Regions from separate parts of the Mus musculus genome. Here region 2 is linked to region 1. Evidence: chromatin loops called from intact Hi-C (ENCODE). Cell type or tissue: left cerebral cortex. All regions are shown on one strand. Links, peaks and the distances in the headings refer to the core of each region. The heading gives the core; the rest is flanking DNA. Region 1 overlaps Gm41302 (a long non-coding RNA gene). Region 2 holds the start of Rrm2b (ribonucleotide reductase M2 B (TP53 inducible)).

Evidence for each region. A loop is a pair of places that touch in the nucleus more often than their neighbours do. Peaks named below come from ENCODE experiments on the same cell type or tissue, not always from the same donor. Only the 100,000 strongest peaks of a DNase experiment are listed, where the experiment ranks them.
Region 2: it touches region 1 in a loop (3-fold over the local background); 2 of 42 quality-filtered maps call a loop at or near these places.

Annotation. Positions count from the first base shown.
Region 1 is chr15:37,116,513-37,124,847 of GRCm38, forward strand. It overlaps Gm41302 (a long non-coding RNA gene), which reads right to left. Exons shown (of 3, transcript XR_875170.3): 3 at 7,515-8,082. Among named protein-coding and RNA genes, the nearest start is that of Gm41301, 15 kb to the right of the region's middle. In left cerebral cortex, for the core only: a CTCF peak has its summit at 4,119 (motif pointing right); DNase peaks (open chromatin) are centred at 4,119, 6,122, 7,588 and 7,970.
Region 2 is chr15:37,956,753-37,965,087 of GRCm38, forward strand. Rrm2b (ribonucleotide reductase M2 B (TP53 inducible)) reads right to left here and starts at 4,303. Exons shown (of 9, transcript NM_199476.1): 1 at 4,092-4,303. The coding sequence starts at 4,139. It overlaps Gm49085 (a long non-coding RNA gene), which reads left to right and starts at 4,406. Exons shown (of 2, transcript XR_003951596.1): 1 at 4,406-4,789. In left cerebral cortex, for the core only: no CTCF peak of the experiment used is centred there; DNase peaks (open chromatin) are centred at 4,325 and 5,473; H3K4me3 peaks cover 1,850 bases; H3K27ac peaks cover 1,347 bases.

The DNA of each region.
Region 1 (8,335 bases), core at 109-8,108:
TGGAGTTTAATGAAAATGAAGCCACAACATATCCAAACTTATGGGACACAATGAAAGCATTCCTAAGAGGAAAACTCATAGCTCTGAGTGCCTCCAAAAAGAAACTAGAGAGAGCACTCATTAGCAGCTTGACAACACACCTAAAACGTCTAGAAGAAAAGGAAGCAAATTCACCCAAGAGGAGTAGAAGGCAGGAAATAATCAAACTCAGGGGTGAAATCAACCAAGTGGAAACAAGAAGAACTGTTCAAAGAATCAACCAATCAAGGAGCTGGTTCTTTGAGAAAATCAACAAGATAGATAAACCCTTAGCCAGACTCACTAGAGGGCACAGGGAAAGCATCCTAATTAACAAAATCAGAGATGAAAAGGGAGACATAACAACAGATCCTGAAGAAATCCAAAACACCATCAGATCCTTCTACAAAAGGCTGTACTCAACAAAACTGGAAAACCTGGACGAAATGGACAAATTTCTGGACAGATACCAGGTACCAAAGTTGAGTCAGGATCAAGTTGACCATCTAAACAGTCCCATATCCCCTAAGGAAACAGAAGCGGTTATTGATAGTCTCCCAGTCAAAAAAAGCCCAGGACCAGATGGGTTTAGTGCAGAGTTCTATCAGACCTTCAAAGAAGATCTAATTCCAGTTCTTCACAAACTATTCCACAAGATAGAAGTAGAAGGTACTCTACCCAACTCATTTTATGAAGCCACCATTACTCTGATACCTAAACCACAAAAAGACCCAACAAAGATAGAGAACTTCAGACCAATTTCCCTTATGAATATCGATGCAAAAATCCTCAATAAAGTTCTTGCTAACCGAATCCAAGAACACATCAAAACAATCATCCATCCTGACCAAGTAGGTTTCATCCCAGGGATGCAGGGATGGTTCAATATACGGAAATCCATCAATGTAATCCAGTATATAAACAAACTCAAAGACAAAAACCACATGATCGTCTCGTTAGATGCTGAGAAAGCATTTGACAAAATCCAACATCCATTCATGATAAAAGTCTTGGAAAGATCAGGAATTCAAGGCCCATACCTAAACATGATAAAAGCAATCTACAGCAAACCAATAGCCAACATCGAAGTAAATGGCGAGAAGCTGGAAGCAATCCCACTAAAATCAGGGACTAGACAAGGCTGTCCACTCCCTCCCTACCTATTCAACACTGTACTTGAAGTCCTAGCCAGAGCAATTAGACAACAAAAGGAGATCAAGGGGATACAAATTGGAAAGGAAGAAGTCAAAATATCACATTTGCAGATGATATGATAGTATATATAAGTGACCCTAAAAATTCCACCAGAGAACTCCTAAGCCTGATAAACAGCTTCGGTGAAGTAGCTGGATATAAAATAAACTCAAACAAGTCAATGGCCTTTCTCTATACAAAGAATAAACAGGCTGAGAAAGAAATTAGGGAAACAACACCCTTCTCAATAGTCACAAATAATATAAAATACCTTGGCGTGACTCTAACTAAGGAAGTGAAAGATCTGTATGATAAGAACTTCAAGTCTCTAAAGAAAGAAATTAAAGAAGATCTCAGAAGATGGAAAGATCTCCCATGCTCATGGATTGGCAGGATCAACATTGTAAAAATGGCCATCTTGCCAAAAGCAATCTACAGATTCAATGCAATCCCCATCAAAATTCCAACTCAATTCTTCAACGAATTAGAAAGGGCAATTGGCATATTCATCTGGAATAACAAAAAACCGAGGATAGCAAAAACTCTTCTCAAGGATAAAAGAACCTCTGGTGGAATCACCATGCTGGACCTAAAACTGTACTACAGAGCAATTGTGATCAAAACTGCATGGTACTGGTATAGTGGCAGACAAGTAGACCAATGGAACAGAATTGAAGACCTAGAGATGAATCCACACACCTATAGTCACTTGATCTTTGACAAGGGAGCTAAAACCATCCAGTGGAAAAAAGACAGCATTTTCAACAAATGGTGCTGGCACAACTGGTGGTTATCATGTAGAAGAATGCGAATTGATCCATTTCTATCTCCTTGTACTAAGGTCAAATCTAAGTGGATTAAGGAACTCCACATAAAACCAGAGACACTGAAACTTATAGAGGAGAAAGTAGGGAAAAGCCTTGAAGATATGGGTACAGGGGAAAAATTCCTGAATAGAACAGCAATGGCTTGTGCTGTAAGATCAAGAATCGATAAATGGGACCTCATAAAATTGCAAAGCTTCTACAAAGCAAACGACACCGTCAATAAGACAAAAGGCCACCAACAGATTGGGAAAGGATCTTTACCTATCCCAAATCGGATAGGGGACTAATATCCAATATATATAAAGAACTCAAGAAGGTGGACTCCAGAAAATCAAATAACCCCATTAAAAAATGGGGCTCAGAGCTGAACAAAGAATTCTCACCTGAGGAATACCGAATGGCAGAGAAGCACCTGAAAAAATGTTCAACATCCTTAATCATCAGGGAAATGCAAATCAAAATAACACTGAGATTCCACTTCACTCCAGTCAGAATGGCTAAGATCAAAAACTCAGGTGACAGCAGATGCTGGCGAGGATGTGGAGAAAGGGGAACACTCCTCCATTGTTGGTGGGATTGCAAGCTTGTACAACCACTCTGGAAATCAGTCTGGCGGTTCCTCAGAAAATTGGACATAGTACTACCGGAGGATCCTGCAATACCTCTCCTGGGCATATATCCAGAAGATGTCCCAACCGGTAAGAAGAACACATGCTCCACTATGTTCATAGCAGCCTTATTTATAATAGCCAGAAGCTGGAAAGAACCCAGATGTCCCTCAACAGAGGAATGGATACAGAAAATGTGGTACATTTACACAATGGAATACTACTCAGCTATTAAAAAATGAATTTATGAAATTCCTAGGCAAATGGATGGACCTGGAGGGTATCATCCTGAGTGAAGTAACCCAATCACAAAGGAACTCGCACAATATGTACTCACTGATAAGTGGATATTAGCCCAGAAACTTAGGATACCCAAGATATAAGATACAACTTGCCAAACGCATGAAATTCAAGAAGAACGAAGACCAAAGTGTGGACATTCTACCCTTTCTTAGAAATGGGAACAAAACATCCATAGAAGGAGTTACAGAGACAAAATTTGGAGCTGTGACGAAAGGATGGACCATCTAGTGATTGCCATATGCAGGGATCCATCCCATAATCAGCTTTCAAATGCTGACACCATTGCATACACTAGCAAGATTTTGCTGAAAGGACCCAGATATAGCTCTCACTTGTGAGACTATGCCGGGGCCTAGCAAACACAGAAGTGGATGATCATAGTCAGCTATTGGATGGGTCACAGGGCCCCTTATGGAGGAGCTAGAGAAATTACCCAAGGAGCTAAAGGGAACTGCAACCCTATAGGTGGAACAACAATATGAACTAACCAGTACCCGGGAGCTCTTGTCTTTAGCTGCATATGTATCAAAAGATGGCCTAGTCGGTCATCACTGCAAAGAGAGGCCCATTGGACTTGCAAACTTTATATGCCCCAGTACAGGGGAACACCAGGGCCAAAAAGGGGCAGTGGGTGGGTAGGAGATTGGGTGTGGGTGGGTATGGGGGACCTTTGGGATAGCATTGAAAATGTAAACGAGGAAAATACCTAATTAAAAAAAAAGAACGCTTCTTTGTAGCAATGACTTCAGAGCGTGGCTTTTGCTGTAAATTTTGATGCCTTTGAGTTGGCTGCACTGATGGGTTCTGAAGAGTTTTAACCCTATGATGTCCATCAAGATCTACTAGTTATGTCTTAGACTTGGAAATTTGCCTATACACAAATGGGCGTGTCTGTGAGGCCAGACGCTAAGCATCTGAGCTACATGGAGGAGCAGAATCCACCAACCCTGCCGAGGGGAAGCTGCTGGACCTTGTCTCTTCCTAACTGCGCAGGCCAAGGTTCCAGGCGGTGTCTTCCAGTGAGGGCCTTTGCTCATTGGCCTTTCCTATGTGGAACCAGCTACATGCTTGCATCACTCACTATCCACATTCCTAGTTTGACTGCATTCTTGAAGAGTTTTGGAATTTTCCGCTTTGATGCAACCAGAGACTCCAAAACCTGCCACTAGGGGACGCCCTTTAGCTGGCCTTGCTCAGTCATCAGCCAATACCCAGAAGTGGCAGGTCCATCAAGGGAGAAGTCAGAGTCTTCCCTGGTGCGTCAATATTGACTTGTGGGTTTTGTGACTTGGCACTCAAGGTCTTTGCTGCCCTGACCGGGTCACACTCGGCACTTCGATTCCCTTCTATTGCCCTTCTGCCTGCCCATCACAATCTGTCCACACACTGTCCTCCGCGCCGGAGTCGGCTGGGAAATAGCATTTCAGTCTGGTGAGCTTAGCTCTTTCTGTGTTCCCTTCCCCCTTCTACCCATGTTCTGACAGCTCATTTCTTTCTCGTGGTGAGTAATATTTTACTGTGGGGATGGACCCTCGTTCATTAACTATTCATCTTTTAAAGGACCTCTCAGTTGCTTCCCTGTTTAGATAACTTTAAGTACAAACTGCTTTTACAAACATTTGGGTACAGACTTTGTAATGGATATGTTTTTAACATCTTTGAGAAAACACCCCAGAACACAGTTGTTGGATTATATAACAGGAGTGCATTGTGTTTTATAAGAAAGTTTGCAAGGCGGCTCACCCTGTGTGCTATCTCTGCCCCAGCGGACGGCTGCTCAGCGTGTCCTCGGGAGAGCATGGTGTGGGCAGGCAGCATCCCAGAGTTCCGACACTCAGTCGGTCGGTTAAGCACGTATCAGCGCTTGCCTCACAGTCTTGGGTCTTGCGTTTTGCTACATCATTCTGTATTATATCTTATGTTTGTACTTTTTGTTTTTGTTTTGTTTTTTTGTTTTTCGAGACAGGGTTTCTCTGTATAGCCCTGGCTGTCCTGGACCTCACTTTGTAGACCAGGCTGGCCTCGAACTCAGAAATCTGCCTGCCTCTGCCTCCCGAGTGCTGGGATTAAAGGCGTGTGCCACCACGTCCGGCTTTTTTTTAGTTTTTTCGAGACAGGGTTTCTCTGTGTAGCCCAGGCAGTCCTGGAACTCACTTTGTATACCAGGCTGGCCTCAAACTCAGAAATCCGCCTACCTCTGCCTCCCGAGTGCTACTTCTACAGTCCAACAAACAATTGAACACCAGTCTTATTTTAGTGTTTACTTTTGTATGAGGAACGAAGGGAGAACTGGGTTCTGTGAAGTGTTCTCATTTCTAAACAGACAGTTAGCTTTCCCACATTTTTTCCCCCTCACTAATCTGACTTGTCCAACAGGTTTGGAATATCATGTTTATCAGGCACTAAAGACTCTATTGTCGAAGACTTCTCCCGGGGCTCTCTTCTTAACTCACTGAACTATTTCTTGTCCATTGGAAATGAGACTTACTCCCTCACAGGTCTTGGTCATGGCCGTTGTCAGGACCTACCTCCCATGGAGGAGCCTTCTTACTCCTTCCTGTGCATTCTGATTGTCTGTAAACCCTATGTCCTAACATACACATATTCTCTGATATAGTGTGACCTGTAGAGACTAATTCCTGTCATCAGATGTGTGTCTGACCCCTCTAGAACACACGCTGAAACTCAGTTCCCAGTGCAACAGTGCTGGCATCACACAAGGAGTATCTGAGGACACGGGTACCTGCCCCTGTGAATAGATGGGCTCTTTCTCAGCAGACGGGGCTGAGTCCCTCCTTACAGACTACGTTGAAGGAAGTGTTCCTTAAAAAGTTCCGTTTTCTCAGCTACCCCTTGCCTCCTCTCTTTCCATGTGAACTCCCCCCTCACACACACACAGGCATTTCTACCGTGGTACCATCCACTATGAGGCTTTTATTGAAACCAATGTCAGTGTAAAGCTCTGAGGCTTCCAGTCTGTGCTAAAGAACTGGGCAGGTGGTTCCAGGTGGTATACGACAGGAAGCCATGGGAGCAAGCCAGTAAGCAGCATCCTCCGTGGCTTCTGCACAGTTCCTGCCTTGAGTTCCATCTCCACGATGCTCTGTAAACTTTGCTGAAACAGTCCTTTCTTCCTCAAGCAGCTTTGGTCCTTTTCTGGAATGTGGGATTGCAGTTTGCCGCTTTCAAAACACACCTACTGCTTCTGCTCTGCTCAGGCAAAACTCTTAATGAAGAAGTGTATTTGTTCTGACACAAAGCAAGATAACAGCCGTCTTCCAGGACATGGGCGAGGCTGTAGGGAGATGGTGCCACAGTGAATCATGGCTGCAGAGCCCCCACAGGGAAGGTCCCCCAGGGGCTGCAGTCTGTGCAGATAGGAGCAGTGACTGTTGAAGGCTGACTTATGTCCTGTGTTAACATTAGCAAAGTTAAATATTGTGTCTAGGTTTTCATGTTTGTATATCTCTTTTAAATTATGTTCATATACTATGCCATTATGCTATAGAATACATACTTTTTTTTTTTAAAGGTCAAGCATGGTGGCCCATGCCTTTAATCCTAGCATCCAGGAGGCAGAGGTTGGTGGATCTCTGTGAGTTTGAGGCCAGCCTGGTGAGTTTTAGGACAGCCAGAACTACATAGAGAGATCATCAAAAAAAAAAAAAAAAAAATTCACTATTTTAAAACCCATTTCACTGTTAAGTAATTAAAAGTCTAATTCCAAAATCTGTTGATTTCTACTGTTTTTGTTTTGCTTTGGTAGACTAGATCTCTTCTTCCTCTTCTTCTTCCTCCTCTCCTCCTTTTTTGTTTTTTTGTTTTTTGTTTGTTTGTTTGTTTGTTTTGGTTTGGTTTGGTTTTGGTTTTTTGGGTTTTTTTGAGAGAGGTTTTTTCTGTGTGGTCCTGGCTGTCTTGAAACTCACTCTGTAGACCAGGCTGACCTCGAACTCAGAAATCCACCTGCCTCTGCCTCCCAAGTGCTGGGATTAAAGGCGTGCGCCACCACCACCTGGCTTCACTTACCTTTCAAAGTTCAATTTATTTCAATTCTAGGTTTTAAGACTGCTTAAATCTGAAGTGTCACAGATGAGAAAGTGAAAAATGCCGTTTCCCAAGGACTCTGACTTCCTAACCTTCTGACCCCCAAGACATTTATTTTCTCTACATCCTGGGGGATCAAGTTCTCAGCTCTGGTCATCTTGCTTTACAGACATAGCCATTTCCTTGTGTTTGTGTCTCTGAATCAAAAAGTAATTAACTCTAGGATCTTTATTAATAAAATAATAATTATTATTATTTTACCTTTTCTTGTATGTGCATTAGTGTTTTACCTACATGTATGACTATGTGAGAGTGTAAGATCTTGGAATTACAGACTGCAGTGAGCTACCATGTGGATGCTGGGATTTGTACCCCGATCCTCTGGAAGAGCTGCCAGTGTCCTTAACTGCTGAGCCATCTCTCTGGACCCACTCTAAGACCACCTCTGTGCCTACATTCTGTGGCTGTGGGTGGAGGGGAGAGTGAAAAATGGAGAAAGCAATCTGCTTCCAACCCCCCAACTTGGAGGCTCCTCAGCGGAGCACCAGCAGGATTCTGAGAGACTCCTCTCTGCCCACTCCACAGTTGTGGGCCACTCCTTCACTCCTCAAGTTGGAATTGGTCCTCGGCATGGCAGTTTCAAAGTATGATCACCAAGCCTTCGACTCTTTTTGTTTACCTTCTCAGTCATAAACGTTCATTCCGTTCCTTGTGTGCAACTTGTATTAAACCACACACTGATTTATTGAGCTCTCCATGGCAGAAGCTGAAGTGAAGATATAAATCGCCATGCAGTCAAGGAAACTCTCTGTAACAGAATCAGCCAGTCTGCTCCTGAGAAGCCTGGGAAATGGCCACCAACACATCCCTGTGTGCTCTTCCGCCCGCCTCCTCATACTTTCTCCTTGTTCTGATGACACACCAATTCCAGGAGCACATGCTGTCACACCCATGCATTTTCCACTGGCCTCATGAGAGGGAGCCTTAGATGAGACTTATGTGTCTCTGCAGAGAGTGGAGAACACGTGCTCCAAGTCTCGCAGGGCAGCGGGCAGAGTTCCAGTCCTGTTTCAGTTCCGTAGCACTGCCTGGGAACACAGCAGGGAAATAAGTTGTTTTGAATAATATGTTGGCTTCTAGTGCACATGCTCGTGCACACCCACACACACCCACACACCCACACACACCCACACATCCACATGCACACACACACACCACACACACACTCTCTCTCTCTCTCTCTCTCTCTCTCTCTCTCTCTCTCGAGTACACACACACACACACATGCACACACACATCACACTCTCTCGAGAGCGTGCACACCCACCCACACCCACATAT
Region 2 (8,335 bases), core at 247-8,246, 840 kb after region 1:
TTCACACTCTAATTAGTTTAACAAAACTTGAATCAACTGATCCTACTAAGCCCAAGCACCACTAACTCGAAGCTGTTAATACAAAGAATCTATTGTTGAAAGCTTCCTAAGCCTAAGTTACTCCATAATGTCTGAAAGTAGCTTGTTTAGGCTGTGCCCAGAGAGATCCCACTTTACAGGAAGCTTTTGACTCAGTCTTATGGATGGAGGAAGGCAGTGCTCTTAGGTGGACAAGCAAACATCACTGTCTGTCTAGCACTACCCATGTCTAACAGTGACAAATGATTTATTCCTGGAAGAAATCAGGTGAACTGAGGCTGTAATGGTAACTGAGAGTACTAAGATCTCATTAGGAAACGAAGGCTCAGAACTTATCAGACAGAACAGATTAAAGGAGTATAAATCTCTCACATGAACTTCATAAAGTCATGATGGTAATGGCTCCATACTCTCCTATCATCTGATACTTGGTGTACATGCCGTGTGTTTCTGTGTGTGTGTGTGTGTGTGCGTGCGCTCTCACAAGTGTGTTAAGGACTGACAAGCAGAGATCTCTTGGTTGTCTCTGGGGCTTGAGTTCAGCTTAGTCCCTTCTGTTGACATGGCCTACTTGACTGGCCTCCACCCATCTTGAACTCTTTCAGTCATTTTAACTTATATTAATTCTGTAAACTACATATATAGAGAAATGTTTGCTTACATTATGTGATATGAGAGTTAATACTAATAACTAAGATCTAAACAAAATGTACCTTTTCTTCAGCCAGATGGCCAAAGAAGGCGGGGTTATCTGGCAAACTGCTGTTAATGAAACTGCTGTACCTTGTAAATTTATTATCATTCAATAAACTCTGACATTGTAAACAGACACAAACATGTTTATCTGTGTTTCTGCCATAGCGCACTTACAACAATCTATAAAGTGAAACGTCAATAAAAATAACAAATTCAGCCAGGCAGTGGTGGCACACGCCTTTAATCTCAGCATTTGGGAGGCAGAGACAGGCAGATTTCTGAGTTCAAGGCCAGCCAGAGTGAGTTCCAGGACAGCCAGGGCTATATAGAGAAACCCTGTCTCGAAAAACCAAAACAAACAAACAAATAAAAAACCAAACAAACAAAAAACCCAAATTCAGGTTTAATGTTTCTAGTAGGCAGCTGAAGATATAACATTGTGGCACATGAGTGATGGTAACCCTATTAAAATTGCCGAGGAACTGGATTATCTAGAGAGAACCTATGGGGAATAGAAAGACAACTGAACATAGCCTTGGAGGATGTTAAAGAATGCCAACCTTTAGAGCTTGAGATGTAGCTCACTTGGAAGAGTGCTTGCTCAAGAGTACCTGTCTGCCACGCACCAACCCAGTGTCCTATCCCCGGTGCCACATAAACTAGGCCCAGAAGATCGATAGAGAATTTCTACATCATCTTCAGCTACACAGTAACTCTGAAGGGTAGCCTGGGATGTGTGAGGTCCAGACTAGAAAAGAAAAGAGGGATGGAAGGAAGGAAAGAAAGACAGGCAGACAGACAGACAAGGGAGTAAGGAAGAGAAAGCTAATGTATAAAGAGCAGATAGTAGAGAAGACAACCCTTGACTGGAAAGGATGTACGGAAAAAAAAAAAACAGCAACAAAAAACAAAAACAAAAGCAGGAGTAATCTTATTTAGCTAAAGCCTCAATGAGAGAAATCTATAAAAGATCCAGACTCTGATATCAATCAGTCTAAGAGGGTAGGAAATTAATTTTGTGGGCAAAAAATTTCAAAGATGTGGTAGCATACAGAAGCTCATATTGTAACTCTCTTTGATCTCATTTTCCAACTGCTGGCATTCATTGTGGGATTAATTATAAAATGATTCCTATGGATAGAGAATCAGGAAGTTTCTGAATGGGAATTAACATGAATAAAGGTGGCAACTGGAAGACAGATATTCTATACAGGAAGAATTAGAAAAAGAAACAAGATTTTGCTAATATATACTGTATGAATTTCAGAAATGGAAATGAGTACACTAGAGCACTAAGATGTGAAAACTGGAATAAAAAACACCTGGGCTTTTCTAGTGGGCCTTATTATTTTTTTATTGAGAATTGAGACCTTGAGAAAAAAATTTTTTTTCTTGTAGAATTAGTATGGGAAGTAACAACAAATCACTAAATTAATGAAAGATACACTTGCCAATGGTAAACAAAACTGGATGGCAGGGAAGACTGAAAGGAGAGAGACAACTAAGTTGTAGCTGCACCAAGGTGAGGTGATGAGAACCTGAGATAAAGCTGGGGAGTAGGTAATCCTGAGCAAGACTCCACCATCTTTTCCAAACTTGTGCATTTAGTTTTGTCTTAGTTTCTGGTCATCTGAGACAAAACCTAGCTTATGATTCCCCAGTAAGCACCTGAAGTGGTTTAACCTAGACTGCCATTCTCCATGCCTCCAATGTGGTTGTCTATTGTGTCTCTTTCACTTATGTGCATGCAGCTGCAACTATGTATGTGTGTGTGTGTGTGTGTGTGTGTGTGTGTGTGTGTGTACCATTTCATTCCTGTATCAATCAACAAATCTGAAAAAGCTGGTGGAACACTGTACTAGAAGCAACAACTTGGAAAGTTGAACCTAGTTCTAGTAATGAGTCTTAGGAACGCCATTCTGGCTTAAGTGTTCGAATATCGGAAAAAAATCTACATGTTAGGAGACTAATAAACCTCATTTATTTCCCTTTAAGATGGCCCTTAAATCAACTGTGCTAAGATCACCTGAAGTGCCTGTTACAAAGGCAGGTTGTAGGCTTGGTAATTTAGTTTTTATTAATCACTCCACATGCTTCTGATACAAATAGCCCGCACTGCCCTATCATATCCAAAATAAAAATAAAAAACTAAAAAACAAAGTGCTTACGATATCCCGAATCTCAAAAACTCTTGGATTCGTTAAAAAAAAAAAAAAAAAAAAAAGTACTCACTAAAATTTATTCTAGGTCTAAACCTTTGCTCTGTCTTTATGAATTAAAAGTAATTTTTTTTTTTAAAAGTTAACTTTCAGGTGTTAAGCCAGAATGATTCCTGGTGTCATTGGCAAACCAGAGAAGTCTAAATATTGCCGGAAAGGAGAAATTGGTGCTGAGTATCTTTGTTTCAAGGGGAAAATTAAGGGATAGACATAATTTATTATTAAACGATTACAGAATAAAAATCAACTTAGAACCTCCATCTTTGTCTAGAAATGCCAGTATAAGCATGAATATATGTGGGCTCAAACTTTTATGGCCCCTTCCAACTTGCCACAGTATTAACTTCAAGACACCACAAAGAGAAACAGGCTCACATACCAAAAAAAAAAAAAAAAAAAAAAAAAAAAGTATTACTTGTATTCCAGATGGTTTAGAATATTTGTCTCCAAAATGTGGAGTTGGAATTACACAGTAACAACTTACATTACTATAAAGCCGTATAATTTTTGTTTGCTCTTATTACATACTTCTTTCTGCTAGCACGGGTTAATTTTAGATTTATTAAACACTTTGCATAAAGCACTTCATTCTTTGTGAAGGAAGAAACACTTCCACTACTGAAATGAAGAGACACCCCGAAGATTCAGTTAGAAGTTCGGTGTGAGGAAAACTGGTCTCCCAGTCTTTTATTCGTTGTAAGGGTTTCTCGTCCTCCCTTCACCTGTCATCTCCTCCCCTCATCCACCTGCATCAGTTTCCACACGAGTTCCTCAACTGCATCTGATGGTTCACCTCTCTTGCGTAGATCCGTCACAGCCCTTTTTCACCCGCCAGGGCTCCCGACAAGAAAAGAAAGACTGGAGAGCAGAGGTTGGAGAACAAGGGGACACGGAGACTTCCTCAGCCGGGACCTGAGTGTTCCTGCTCCGCCCTGAGCAGAGCAGCACAGCGTCCATGCTCGCCCTTCCCGACTCCCCAACACTAGCCTGAGGTGAGGGCGCTTCCTTTCGGCCTGCACAGTGTTTCTGACGGCGACGAATAAAATACTACTCTACAGCGGACCTGCGACTGACTCGCAGCAACCTAAAGTCCGGGCGTGACCCAGGGGTGGAGGATGAAGCGACTGCGACATTTACCTCACCCTTCTCCGGCCTGGCCGCTTCCGGCCTTTCCGGGTCGCCCATCGCGCAGACTCCACCAGAGCCACCCGAGCTGAGGAACTGAGCGCGGCCGACCAAATCCTAGTAGGATCAGATCGTCCTGTGCGAACCTCCTCCTGCTCCGGGCACGCCTTGCCGCGCCGGTCCTGGGTTCTAGCCGGCCCATTGAGGGGCCTTCTCTGCGGTGGCTCCGCCCAGGCACGCTACTCTCGGCGCCTGAAAGATCCGCCTTTCCTGCCGGCCCCGCCCCACTGCCTAGAGATCCGCCTACCTCAGCCGGCTCCACCCAGCGTCTCAGAGATCCGCCTACCTCAGCCGGCCCCGGCCCGCCCCGCCAGAGATCCGCCTACCTCAGCTGGCCCCGCCCCTCGCCGCCGAACTCTGCTTCCTCGGCTGGCCCGCTTCTCTTCACTGAGCAGGGTCCCCACTCCGGCGACGGCTGCGTAAGTTCAGTCCGCAGTACCAGAGCACTTCAAGCCTGTTCTTTAGCGTCGCATGACCCCGCCCACTCTTGCTCCCCCAGCTTCCGCGCTGTTGCCCAGCCTGTCATCTGCTCTGAATTCTAGAGCGTCTACTGGAATTTGCAGTCTGCCTACTTGTGCCAGACTACCTGGTACACGAGGTGACTGGCACGCCGGGACATTCCCTAGCCCTCGTGGTGCCCCAGCGACACGGTAGGTTGCACCCAGTCAGTCCAAGAGACTGCCAGAGTGGCTGTAGAGCTGCCCACTGGATGGGATGTGGAAAGCAGGGTGGGAGGTCGACACTGTTAAAAACTCCAAGGAGAAAGGAACTCTTGTATTTCAGCAACCAAAAGGAGAAACTGGAGGGGGAAAGTGTGTGCGTGAATGGAGCTTGAGAATGAGTAGGAAAAATAGCTAAATCCTGGGAAATACCTTGAAGTCTTTGTGATTGTTTAACTGAGTAATATTTATTGAACTTTCACAACCTGATAGGTTCTATTCTGCTAAGCCCTTTATGTGAATTAATCTTTGAGATATTTCCCTGTAGTCGATACTGCAATTTTCATGTTCCAGATTAAACTGAACCCGAAGATAAATAGCCAAGATTAAGCAACCAAAATACGGTAGACTCCAATATCCTTGCTACGGATACTTTTCAAAGCAAAGGTTAAAGTTGTAAAGAGATTCAACACTTTTGTATTGCAAGGGCCAAAGACAGTGAATAATGATGGTGGCAATACTCTTGGTTGAATTGCTTCTATGTTTTCAGCATATGGTACATATATGGTAGTACGACAGAAAAATATAATGAGCGGGATGGGACTGTAGCTCATTAGGTGATGATGTACAAGGCCTTGGGTTCAATCCCCAGCACTACCCCTTCTTGTATACAAACACAAATAAGATATACAAATTAAATAATAATATGGTGAAAGAAGAGTTGAGTATGGTATTGAACACCTCTGATCCCAGCATCTTGGATAGGAGCAGGAGGATCGTGAAACCAAGGTCGTCTTGGGCTAGATGGGAAGATCCAGTCTCAAAGCCAAAAACCAAAAACGTGAAAAAGAAGTAAGAGATTTTCAGTAGATTCTGGAAAGAGCCTTGTTATGACTTCAACATCTGGCAACTGCTTGGTGGTTAGCCTCTAAAATAGAAAGCAGGATAGAAATTTTGCTTTAAGCTCTAAAGCTTAATTAACCTGAAGCGAGTTATCTTTCTTGGAGCAATATGATCAAATGCTGAGTAAAAACTTTTTATATATTATAAAGTTTTCTGGGAGGAAAGTCATTCTCACAAAAGATAACTTACCAAAGATTGCATAGCAAATAAACTACAAACAAGGATTCATTCATTCAAAGTCATCAAAACAATACATCTCAAAGCATTTTTTAAGAGTAATTCTGCATGAAGGCACGGAAGAGCATTTAGATGCAGATAAGGCGACCTGCTTAATAGTCCCTGAAATGTGTTATTTTGGAAGGAAATGAATGCTTAGCGTGGCACAGAATTCCAGTCTGCTTCCTCAAGTAAGTAATATGAGGAATCCCAAGTAACCCTCCCTTCTCAGAGCACAGACATGGAGATGCATTCCTTCAGTGCTTTCCTGATGCTCCATTTGTATTGATTTCTTACAACTTTCACAGCTCTGTTCAATTAGGTCTCTTCAGCTTGCTGAAGAGTTCCACGTGGTCTTCTCACAGGGCAGACAGTATCTCCCAACCCTCCACTCAGCTGAGTGTGGATACTGGACAGCACTTTCCCTCTAGTACCTGGAAGAACCTGTTTGGACCTACACTAAAGCAAGGAGACGACTTTAAAAATGTTTTTAAAGTATATGAATATTATATCTCTGTGTGTGTAGGTAACTATGGAGTTCAGAAAAGGGTACTGAATGCCTTGGAGCTGGAGATACAGGGTACTTGGAAACTTGTATCTTCTGCAAAAGCAGCTAATCACCCCAAATTTGAAGCAGTGGGGACCTCTGTCCTTGGTGCTGATGTTACTCACAGTAGTCCAAGAGACCAAGATAAATCAACTTTTTATTTTCCATCACTTCTCAGCCCCTGAGAGACTGAAGTACAAAAGTAACCAAAGACTAAGCTATAAGCAGTGGTCATAAACAAATGCCATTTTGATTTCAGAAGCAGACAAGACAGAAATCACTCCTCTTGCTTAGCTTCACTGAGAGTTGGCTTTCCTAGTATCGTGGCTTCTCTTCTACCCTGACCTTGATTCTTTAGCCCATTCAGAAAGACCTCCAGTGGAGAGGAGGGTTACATATTTGGAAGTGTAGAGATTAGAGCCAATTTGAATAGGCTGTGTGCAGAAGAGTGCAAGCATCACATAAGGCAATGGGAATACAAGAAAGAATGAGTTAATAGTTTTAAACATCATCTTCCTAGGGTGGGAGAGATGGCTCAGCTGTTAAGAGCACCAACTGCTCTTTCTAGGTTCAATTCCCAGCTCCCACTTGGAGGCTAACAACCTTCTGTAACTTAGTTCCAAGGGACCTAACACACTCTTCTGTGCTCCATGGGCACTGCATACATGCAGTACAGACATACATATAACATACGTACATACATACATACATACATACATACATACAGGCAAAACACCAATATAGATAGAATAAGTCTATTAAAAAGTGGGGGGCATCTGTGTAAATGCCTTCACCAGTGAGCAGCTGTGAAGGATATTAAATCAGTAAATGAGTGATATTAACTACAGGTTTAAAAACATACAGGTAGCTAGGGAATCAACAAAGCCTTTGGCAATGGATTCTTAGTAGGCAGAAGAGTTCCGTTCTAAACTGGACAGCTGATTGTGCTTCAGTCTAGAAGTGTGGCTCAGCCTTGTATTTGCTGTTGTAGCTGTGACATTGTCAAAGCCATATTGAATAAAGCACTTAGCTCAAATGAATCAGCAGTCAATAATACAGACTGTCTGCTTTAGTTTCAAGAACTGTATGAAGAACATTTTCCCACAGAAATATTTTAGGCACTGGCACATCCAGGATAACCACCAGACAAAGGAAGTGAACATAGTCCTAAGTTAACGTTGGTCATCACAATTCATTAATTCAAAAATGTTAGGTGACCAAGATTGTGGCTTGAGTTTGCTCCCTGGAACTCACATAAGGCAGGAGAACCAAATCCACAAAATTGTCTTTGAACTTCTTCATCTGTGTATTTCAGATTAAAGACCTTTTAGGACACAGCTTTGGGTATACTGGGTCTTAAACTCAGCGTTTCACACATTCTAAATCATGTATTTATGTTCTACACTACTGCCTTCTTTCAGAGTATATGGAATGTTTTAGTCAAGCTATTATACTGAAGCAGATGTTAGCCTTTGAACTCAAACACACTAATGTTCAAATAATTTAGACCAGTCTAGTGTTACAAAATGTTTCTCATAACCAGCGCCTGTGCCACATTTCTGAACGTTCATTGCCTTCCTGGCCCTAAGTTTGCTACTTCTACTTACATGGGGCAGGAATCTGGTGCTCACACTCCACACCTATACATTTACTCTGGCACTTGCTCAGTGCCTTATTTTTATTTACTCACTACCCCAATCCGTTTCTTGATAGGTGAAGATATGTTTTCCTGAGGGCAGAATTTTTCTAATAAAATATGGCAAAATGTGTTGATTCCCTAAATTAATATGGTAGTATATAGTCACTAAGCCTTCCATTTCTGTAGGCTATGATTCCAAGAGACAAATGAAAAAACAGCTGGCTACCTAGGC